3 separate regions of the Homo sapiens genome follow, and all the other regions are linked to region 3. Evidence: chromatin contacts called from ENCODE Hi-C or POLR2A ChIA-PET data. All regions are on one chromosome and are shown on one strand. Each heading gives the region's core, a stretch centred on a gene start or an enhancer-like site at or near the end of the contact. The rest is flanking DNA. Distances are from core to core; before and after follow the strand shown.

Evidence for each region. Hi-C counts contacts between places; a loop is a spot of excess contacts on that map. ChIA-PET counts read pairs that join two places held with the same protein, here RNA polymerase II (POLR2A). Pooled maps may share reads with other maps.
Region 1: a map of naive thymus-derived CD4-positive, alpha-beta T cell shows a loop between it and region 3 (7-fold over the local background). The contact joins the promoter of TJP2 here to the promoter of SMC5-DT in region 3. A Hi-C loop is called at or near these places in 1 of 168 maps with a recorded cell type or tissue (naive thymus-derived CD4-positive, alpha-beta T cell), 4 of 37 single-sample maps with no recorded cell type and 12 of 50 pooled maps. POLR2A ChIA-PET finds 5 or more read pairs at or near these places in 1 of 52 experiments (GM12878).
Region 2: a loop to region 3 is called in a pooled map, with 31 times the contacts of the local background. The contact joins the promoter of CEMIP2 here to the promoter of SMC5-DT in region 3. A Hi-C loop is called at or near these places in 2 of 37 single-sample maps with no recorded cell type and 15 of 50 pooled maps. POLR2A ChIA-PET finds 5 or more read pairs at or near these places in 2 of 52 experiments (CD8-positive, alpha-beta memory T cell and HEK293).

The regions. Positions count from the first base shown.
Region 1 is chr9:69,172,786-69,175,920 of GRCh38, reverse strand. It overlaps TJP2 (tight junction protein 2), which reads right to left and starts at 1,644. Exons shown (of 23, transcript NM_004817.4): 1 at 1,489-1,644. The coding sequence starts at 1,548. RefSeq lists an enhancer at 546-735 and a silencer at 1,626-2,055.
Region 2 is chr9:71,766,725-71,769,838 of GRCh38, reverse strand. CEMIP2 (cell migration inducing hyaluronidase 2) reads left to right here and starts at 1,326. Exons shown (of 24, transcript NM_013390.3): 1 at 1,326-1,482. RefSeq lists enhancers at 305-986, 987-1,668 and a silencer at 562-1,231.
Region 3 is chr9:70,257,021-70,260,360 of GRCh38, reverse strand. SMC5-DT (SMC5 divergent transcript) reads left to right here and starts at 1,487. Exons shown (of 4, transcript NR_039990.1): 1 at 1,487-1,965; 2 at 2,426-2,446. It overlaps SMC5 (structural maintenance of chromosomes 5), which reads right to left and starts at 1,383. Exons shown (of 25, transcript NM_015110.4): 1 at 1,098-1,383. The coding sequence starts at 1,282. RefSeq lists enhancers at 1,097-1,296, 1,627-1,816 and a silencer at 1,337-1,556.

The sequences.
Region 1 (3,135 bases), core at 395-2,894, 1.1 Mb after region 3:
GGTACTGAAAAAGTTACAGCAGCATTTCAGAGGGGAAAGTTCCCCTTCATCAATCTGCATAAGTAGCTCTGAAAAGAAATAAAGTGGCCCCACTGCAGAAGTAGTTCTGAAAAAAACACAAGAAACACCTCAAAAGCCACCGGTGCTTTAGTAAAGCACCTCCGCTTCTGCCATCTCCCCACAATGAGGAAGCTCCAGTACCCTGTCCACATTTCTAAATGGCACTCATCGGATTCTTAATGAGTTGCAGGCTTTCCCAACGGGACTGTGTGACAGAGCCACGCTCTTGCTCATCTGCGTAATCCCCACACTGAAGTGGAGTTGTTCATGAAAACTTACTAAATAATCAAATTTCATCCTCTCAAGCAGGATATGCAGTGGTACTTTGCTACAAATACATTTACCACTACGAATTTCTCACTTCAAGCGATCTCCTGCCCAGGTGTGTGCTCTCAGAAAATTACATCTCTTTCTGAATTACGCTGGCAAAGGTGGACCTGTTTTCCCAAAAGGACCGTCAGCACACCCAGCACAGACCACCTGGGGAGCTGAAGAAAACGACCTCCCTCCCTCCTCCCCGCTGGGATTCCCCGGGCTGAGAGCGTGAGTGAGAAGCGCAAGGCAGTTTCTATCATGGGATGACTCTCCGCTGGGAACTTCAGGGAAACCACAACCATCATTACTCAGGCCAGACAGCTGCCAGAAAAGCAGCCTAGCCTAAGAACTGAAGCTGAAATAGAGGTGGGAGGCTGTATTCCATTACTAAGCGCGGGAGCACTCACTCCCAAGTTTGTCCACATTTCAAGAATGTTAAAACCCTGTGGTAGAAATCCCTGATTATTTATAACTTAAACTACCGTGTAAAAGCAGAAACTTGACAAATGAAGACATAAAAAGAACTGGTGACAGGTAGGCTAGTACTAGAATACAAAGCATTCATCACACTCCTCTTTTGTGGGTCCTTCCAAACCTCCATCCCCATTCCCTACTGGAAAAAAAAAAAAAAAAAAACAACTTTTACTTCTATTACAGACGCAGCTGATTGAAAGGGAAAAGGGATTCTGCTCTGTGATGAGTTTTCAGTTTCTCTCACGTACACAAGCCTGTAACTTTGCATCAATACCGAGTGTGGTTTGAAATAGAGAAGGAAAACACAAAGACATGCAAGCGACACAACAGACACGAGATGCCTCCAAGCCAGCAGAAATCCAGGACACCGGGTTCAAGACAGTGTCCCCTACTCGCGCCTTAATCTCCAGCCCAAGTGACTTCAGAGTAAAGGTTCCAGGAGCCCCGGAGGCCACGAGTCATCAGCCCGGACGGTGAAACCTACCCCTCCCCTGCGTCCCACGTCCGGATGGGAGAATCCCAGCTTCCTACGGCGCATCGGGGAACAACTTCAGAGCAGCACGCGAGCAGAGCCCCCAGCGCTCCCACGCTCACGCTCACGACCCTCCTCCCAACCGCGCGGCACAAGGAGGCACTTACGCGGAGCCAACCTGACAGCTCCCGCCGGGGTGGAAACCCGCGGTCTCCTCGCACCGGCATTTCGGACACAGGTCCCGCGTAGGCGCGCAGCTCCGGACCCCGCTTCTGCTTCTGCTCCTGCTCCTACTCCTCCTGGGCACCACCGGACAGTGCTCTGACCCGCAGCCCAACCGCCGGGGTGCCGACCCGCGGGGACCCACCCCTTTGTCCCTCCTCCCGCGGCGGCGGCGGCGTCAGCCCGCCCCCGACCCGAGCGTGGCGCCTCCGCGCTGGCCGCCCGGCCCGGGAAACTGTCAAATTGGCCGCTACCACCCACGCGCCTGCCGGGGAAGGGCTCGCCGGCGCCGCGCCTTCGAGGCTCCTGCGGCGAACCGCGTCACGCGCGACTCCTGGCCGGGGGCGGGAGGCGGCGGCGGCGGCAGGAGAAGCCCAAGGCCCGAGCGGCCCGCAGCCCCCACGCCTGCACCCCTCCACCCCCGCCAGCCCGATGGTTCGCTCCGCGGCGTGCACTGGAGCAAGCAGGTCCCGCTCCGAGCGCGCGCGCTCTGGGAAGTGCTGCAAGTTTGGAGACCTGGAGTGAGCTCCGGGCGCTGCTGGCCCGACTGTCCGCGGTGTTTCCCCGGTGAGGTCGCGGGGGCATCCTGTAGGAAGACTTTTTGGCGAGGTTCGCAGGGCCTCACACAGGCAGCTTCAGTTCTCCTACGAAGAGTCGAACTGGGAAAACCTCAAAGTTTTAGGTCCTGTCTAGAGGCCTGCCCGGCTAACCAACACATACACGGCCTTGTACCCCACATTTCTCAGCCCAACAACTGCCTACCCGAATTCCGAGGGTTATAAGATGTTCGTATTAAATATTAAAACAGGACTTTTCAGGACAATATATTCCAGGTTATCTCTTTGGCACATTTCCAACAACTCCAATAAAGAGATTGAAACTCCTCTCCCATCATCAGCTTATAAAAGGTTGCCAGTAGGTCACAAGTGCTTATCTGACAGGATTCATCTAATGCAATTCAGTGTGCTTATTCCTTTCGAAGTCCTCCATGTGCAAAGAATTGTGCAGTGACGTTAAGTGTCTTTATTTTAAGAGCATATAAATTAATTTGGAGAATCCAAACAGGTACCGATTAAAAATATAACCTTGGGTTTGAAATCTTAAAAAACCATCTTGTAAGAGAATAGTTTTGCCTGCCCTGCTCTTCCCTTAATTGGAAAGCAAAACTCGTCCTAGGCTCACAAGTAGAAGGTAAAAGGTGTGGTCTGTCCCAGAGGAGATGCAGATGCTGGGCTCTCTCCCTGAAAAGTTGCTTCACTTCCTGCCTGATCAAAACAAGTCTAGAAGTTTCGTGGAAAAACAAGTCCAGTAGATGCCTCTCCAGAAGTGTTATGCTTCTGGACTCCTTTGGAGTAACTAAGTCCACGCCTCTGGATAAAAAGCACTGTGAGTAACGTTTCCCACTTTGCCTCGAGTCTCCGGACTTAGACATTTTGGTTGTATTCCTGATGTAAGGCATTGCTCTCCTGATCTAAGCACCTATTTATAAAATGTTTCCCAAATCTGGCCAGGCACGGTGGCTCATGCCTGTAATCCCAGCACTTTGGGAAGGCAAGGCAGGAGAATCACTTGAGCCCACGAGTTTGAGACCA
Region 2 (3,114 bases), core at 77-2,576, 1.5 Mb before region 3:
ATTATTCACTGAAAGAGTTTCCTGGAGGGAAAACTTCCAATTCCAATTAAATCGAGGATGACGACGGCCCGGATTTGGCAGTCCTGCAGCTGTCACTAGCTCGGGACCTCGTGCGTCTGAGTGATCCAGCCCGGGCCGCGCCCTCACCCAGAGCCAAGGCTGTGAGAGCAGCTCCAGCGAGGGGGCAGGGTGGCGGCGGCAGGGCTGCTTCAGGGCCGGTGCCGGTGTCCTCAGAGCGGCGTTTTGGCACTGGGGTGGGCCGGGGCGTGGCTTTCGGCGCCACCTCTGCAAGCGGCCGCCACTCCAGAGTGGCGCAGGTAGGGGGCGTGGGAAGACCTAAGTATATTTATTCCGGCCTGCGAGCGGGATGCTGGGGTTGCTCCAAGGGACCAGAAGAGCTGCCCTGTGTCCCAGAGCAGGCTGGTTCTTCTGACAGCGCTGAGAACCTGGCGCTCGCGCCTGGCCAGGTAGGGGCTGTGACTGGACGCTCAGAACATTTGTGGGAGTGTGGAAATCTCTTTACGGGTGATGGGGCTCAAAGTCTGACGCAGCCGAGGGTTGATGGGGTGCAGTCACGCTCAGCCAGGGGACTTTGGGGGCGCAGTGTCAGGCTCAGCCAGGGAGTGACAGGCGCAGTACCAGCCTTATCTGGGGGTGCTGGAGGCACAGGCTCCGGTTCGGCCAGGCGGGTGTGCGCGCCCAGGAAGGGTAGGAGCCTGCAGCCGCAGCGGGGGGCGCTGGCTGGGGCTCTGCCCCGCCGGCAGTGCGCTCGGGCGCTGTTCCAGCGCGCGGCAGCGAGTGGCGCTGAGCCTCCGCTTTCGCAGCTCGCGGGGAGCGGGGCCGGCGGGAGGGGCCGGGCGGGGCCACCGCCTCCTCTGATGGCAGGCTCCTCCTCTCCCTCCGCCTCCCTCGCTCTCCACCGCCCGCCCGCCCGCCCGCCCAATCCACAGTTCCCGGCCCAGCCGAGCCGGGCTGCTTGTCTGGCCGGCGGAGGCTGAGCGCGACCCTAGCAAGCCGCGGCGCCCGCCGACCAGGGACAAGAGCGACTCCTGGGACCCCACTCTGCCCCGCGCCGCCGCCTCCTCCCCTGTTGTCGCGGGGACGCTCAGGCCCGCGCCGCCCGGGCCACGATTCTCCTCCTCTTTCTCCCGGAGGGGAAGGAACGGAGAAAGCCGAGCGGCGGCTCCGGGAGAGAGCGAGCCGAGGCCCCTGCCCCCGAGGCTCGGGGCAGGAGGAGGAGGAGGAGGAGGAGGCGGAGGCGGAGGGAAGTGCGCGTCACTCTCGGGAGGAGAGTATTTCACCTCCAGGCAGAGGCTGCGGCTGCCAGTTGAGTACGAGCGGCAGCTGCGGGCGCCGGCAATCGAGTGGCTTCCTGGCCATGGAGAGGAGATCTGGACCCGAGGACGCCAGGGACTCCTCTCCGTCTCCCTGGACCGCTGTGTAGGCACCTGAGTTAACGGACGCTAAGCGGGGTAGGGGAAGGTAAGAAGCGACTCGGTCACCCGCCCCCCCACCCCGCTCCACCTCGTTTGCTGCCCTCGGGGGCCACTGCGGGGACGCAGACCCGGGTCTCGCCCACCTTTTCTGCTCCCGGCGGCCTGGCCGGCTCCGGCGTTGGGCATTTCTGCCGAAAAGGAAAACGTCCTCCCGCCCTTCCCCCGTGCGCCTCCTTTCCCGGTTTCATCTCTGGATTGGGACTGACCCGACTCCCCAGGAGTCAGTCCTCTCTTCTTAAGAAAGGGTCCTCGGGAACGGTGTCTTGATTTCTTTCTCTCCACTCTCTCTTTTCATTACGTTTACGGGGAAGGGAACAATGGACCTTTCAAAGTCGGTGCGAACAGCCTTAAACTTTCTGGAGAGGGATGGGGTGAGGGGATAAACCCCACAGTAAGCCGATTACAGTGAAAGGTTGATGGAATGTGCTTTGCAGTCCGGGCTTCAGTGCGCGCGCGCTTGTGCGTTTGGGGTCATCTTTGTCTCCTTACAATTCCCCTGGGTTGGTGGGTCCTCCGCCCTCCGCCCCCTGCCTCTCTGTTAGCTGAGGTAAGGTGAGGCTTTAAAATCGTGTACAGCTTCCTTTAAATCTGGGGAATAGCCTTAGCCCTGGACCCTATTCCCAGCTTTTCTCTGCAGAGTTGGGAGATCCTGGTAAAGGAGGGGGGCCCTCTCTGTGAGGACCCAGAGTGCTGCTGTTAATAGCACTAGTGGCTACACCCTTAGCGATAAAACCAAGGTCCTGAATTCCCTGGATGCTCTCTGCTGAGGGTTGATGAGTGTCACCAGACTTCGACCTGGAGCGGAAACAGCTCACTTGAATTCTCCGCAGGTTAGGAAAACAGACTTTGATATATATCTCCTTTTATCAGCAGTTGGGATTAAGGATAGACTGCCTAATAATTTTTAAAACTTTCATTGTGCACATGAGCTACTCACTGCCTTGAGTTCACTCCCCTTGATTCAGTGTGACAGAGTGATGCGCTGCTGCACAGTTGCATGTATTGAGATGTGCTGCTCTTCCCGGTAAAAAGTGAGAAGAATTTAGAGAGAGGGGAAAGGGTAGAGGCTTCACCTGAGCTGAGGGAGGCCTGACTCCCCAGAGCAGCCAGGCAAATCTGTTGGAAATGGCTCAGTGTTAAAAAAACACCTTTAAAATGGTTAGCCTTATCTTTCTTTGGTTGGCTAGAATGGAGCTACTAATGCTTATTTGACCCTTGAAGGACGCTTGTTCTTTTCAGAATTGGTCTGGGTATCATACTGTGGTTGTGGGTCTGATTACCTATACAAAGGGTTCTTTTTAGTTTGCATTTCTGGGCAAAGCAGAAGAATGTGTAGTAGGCATGTCCTCTGCTTAGTAAACATTGGGTAGCACTTTAGAGTGCTTTTCTCTTCACACCGAAATGACTTCCCCCAGCTTCTGTGTACCTGCATTAGAGGATCAGTTTGGGCGGAACTGGAAATCTGTCTTCTGGCTTTCTGTTCAGTCCTCCTGACGCTGTTTTTTTCTGATGTATGTGTGCTTAAAGGCTCAGAAAACTAAGATTAGAAGCGAATTCTGAGTCATCACCTGTTCTTATTAACCTGTGAATGAGATAGTGAGCTGAGGACTCTCCTGTG
Region 3 (3,340 bases), core at 238-2,737:
CCGAGGCGGGCAGATCACCTGAGGTCAAAAGTTCCAGATCAGCCTGGTCAACACGGTGAAACCGCGAGTCTACTAAAATACAAAAAAAAATAGCTGGGCGTGGTGGCGGCTGGCTGTAATCCCAGCTACGCGGGAGGCTGAGGCAGGAGAATTGATTGAAACTGGGAGGCGGAGGTTGCAGTGAGCCGAGATTGCGCCACTACCTTCCAGCCCGGACGACAGTATGACACTCCGTCTCAAAAACAAAAACTAGCCGGGCGTGGTGGCGCGCGCCTGTAGTCCCAGCTACTCGGGAGGCTGACCCAGAAGAATCGCTTGAAACCGAGAGGCGGAAGTTGCAGTGGGCCGAGATCGCGGCACAGCACTCCATCCAGCGTGGGCTACAGGAGCGCAACTCCGTCTCAAAAAAAAAGAGGAAAAAAAAAAAAAAAAAGACCTGGAACAAATGAACTGGAAGGTGCTAGGCAAATACATGATATATTTAAAACTTACTAAATTCTAAAGCGGTAACTAGTTGTCTGAAGGGGAGAGGGAGGAACCAGGGAAGAAAACTGGGTTTAGTGGGGTCAAGGGTTTGTAGGGAGGTCCAACAATTGCCAGTAAGTGTTTAATTTTTTTGTACCTGTAACCTCCATTCCCGAACAACCTTTACCGTCTTATCTACTCCTCTCTGGCAAATGCCTACCCTAAGAATCCGCCACAGCATCACTATCACGCCGAATTAACTGTTGCCTCCTCTTAAGTTCCCGGGGACAATACTTCTGTGAATTCCAGACCAGGGCCGCTATGGATCGCGACTCCCAGCGGGCAGAGACCTACTCCCTCCTACAACCACTACCTGCTACATGACACCTTTGGAAAACCTTGGCTGACTAAATTTAAAAACCACATCACCCAAGGCACACATCTCCTACATCATACACGTCAATCTCCACAGCCTACGTAGGAAAATCCTCAAGGGAACCCCGGCACGAATTCAAGGCCAGACCCACAAGCCAGGTACACACCCACACGCCCACGCCCGCGCGCTGCCGGAGCCCCGGGGCCTGCTGGCCAGCACACCTCCACACCCGCGGCGCGGCCTCCGGGCAACTTACAGGAAGTTCTCCATCGAGATGCGGACGATAGAGCCTTCCACGAAAGGCCCGGACGACTGCAACAGCGGCAGCTGCGGGGCCGAATTCTTCCTCTTGCTCGGGACCTCCGACGAAGGGTCTCTCGGGAGAGCTCTCTTGGAAGGCTGGGGGCTTGGAGTTGACGTCTTCTTGCTCGGAGTCGCCATCCTGGCTTCCTCAGCGTCCCACAGCGACTTCCGTTCCCACCGTCCGGCAGCCCAGGCGCCCAAGCGCCCATCCACCCAGGCGCCCCGCTCCCGCGCGAACTGCCGCGAACTGTTACCGCGCGCTCGCTCCCGCGATCTCGCGCCGCGCCTGCGCAGTTCAGGTCCGGCGACGTCAGCAGGCCCGCCCCGCCCCTCCCGCGCTCCGCCGCGCTGTGCGAGGCCCAGACTGAGGGCGAAACAGCAGGCAGGACTGGGTGGAGACGTTCGGGGACGTGGCAACTGGAGTTTCTTCTCCGTATATTTCGGCATTCAGTTCCTTTTTTTTTTTGTTTTAACTCAGGAAAAAATCTCAATTGCGTTTAGTATTTTGAAAGCCACTTTATTGCTTCCCGAGCCTCAGTCATGTGTGGTGGGAGGCTGCTGTGGGTGGCACCTGGGGCGTCCACGGCCGCCAAGGCGGGAGGACGTCAGGCCCTGCTTGCTCCCACCCCTTCCAGGTGAGAGCTCCCGGGCACGCCCGTCGTTGGCTCTTCGTCCTCTTGGTGTTCTTCCCTGTTGCTTCAAATCAGGTTCCTGTCTCAAAAATCCGAAAAAGAAATCCTCCCAAATGACTCTGTGCCCGACGCTCCGTTAAGGCATCGTGCTAGGCGTTCTCAAACTCGTGAAATGACTACACTGCACAGGTTAACCTCATTGCTACTCTTCCCCTTGCCTCCTAATTCTCTGGTTAAACTTCCGCCCCCGAGGTTTCTAGAAATCCCTGAGCTGGAATGCGCTGCCTTCATTAAGAGGGTGTTCTGCTTCCGTCTGCTCACATTCATCTAGTAAGCCCTCTCGTTAAAGAGGAGGCAGCACACCGAGGCCTGTCTAGAACTTCTTTCATTTAACCAACAGTGAATATCTAATCTACAAGAAACTGGAGCCGTGGCAGTTTAGGAGCCTGCCAAGGTTGCATCCCTGGGAGCTTATTTTCTATTGTGGGAGACAGGAAAAGAACAAGTGAATCAACTGTGAAATTAAATAATTCAAACTTAAAGCTGTTGGAACTTTAAATTATTCTGAGCCTTGCGAAGAATGTGGCGATGGGGCCTGAGTCCCATGGCATACAGCTGCAATGTCTGCCTTGTTTTTTCCTATAATCAGGAAGACCAAACAGAGACAGAGGTAAGACCCCCTCAGATCACTACCCCCTTCATAAATTAATATAGTTATCTTCCTTGGAATGTAGCTATCTATAACTAATCTAATCGCTGTAATTTATGCACTGCTCTTGTATTGAAAATGTACTCCTGCTGAACCTTCTCTGTTTCTGCCTGTGTAAATGAAACCTTAACTTCACTTTGGAACATTGACCCTATTTGTTTGGAGTTGGTGTTTCCAGGTGGCTGTCCTCAAGCTTTGCGTTAGAATAAACTCTATACTTAATGATATTTTCTGAATTTCACTACTTAAGGCTGACACAACAAATGATTAGCATAATGTCAGACTGTGACAGGTGTTAGGAAGAAAACAAAATGAACCTGATGGGTGGGAGGTACGGAAGGCCTCTTAGAGAGGTGGTGGTGTTTAAGATAAACTCTGAAGGACGAGAAGAAACTGTGACGATCTGAGAAAAGAGCACCCCAGGCAAAAGAATTTTGCTGGAACATACCAGTAAGGACAAAAGCTCTGAGGTGGGAAGGCCAGTGTTGCTGCAGAGCAGTGAACAAGGTTGCAGAGCAGAACCTTGTCCATCGTGGAAAAGCCTGAATTTTATTTTTAAAGCAATGGGAAGCCATTGCAAAGTTTTAAGCAGGAGAGGGCCATGTTCTGACTAAAGCTTTTAATTTTTTTATTTGATTTTTTTTATTTGATTTTTTTGAGACAGAGTCTCACCCAGTCGCCCAGGCTGGAGTGCAGTAGTGCCACCTCAGTTCACTGCAAACTCTGCCTCCCTCGTTCAAGCGGTTCTTCTGCCTCAGCCTCCCGAGTAGCTGGGATTACAGGTGCATGCCACCACACCTGGCTAATTTTTGTATTTTTAGTAGAGACGAGGTTTCACCATTTTGGCCAGGCTGG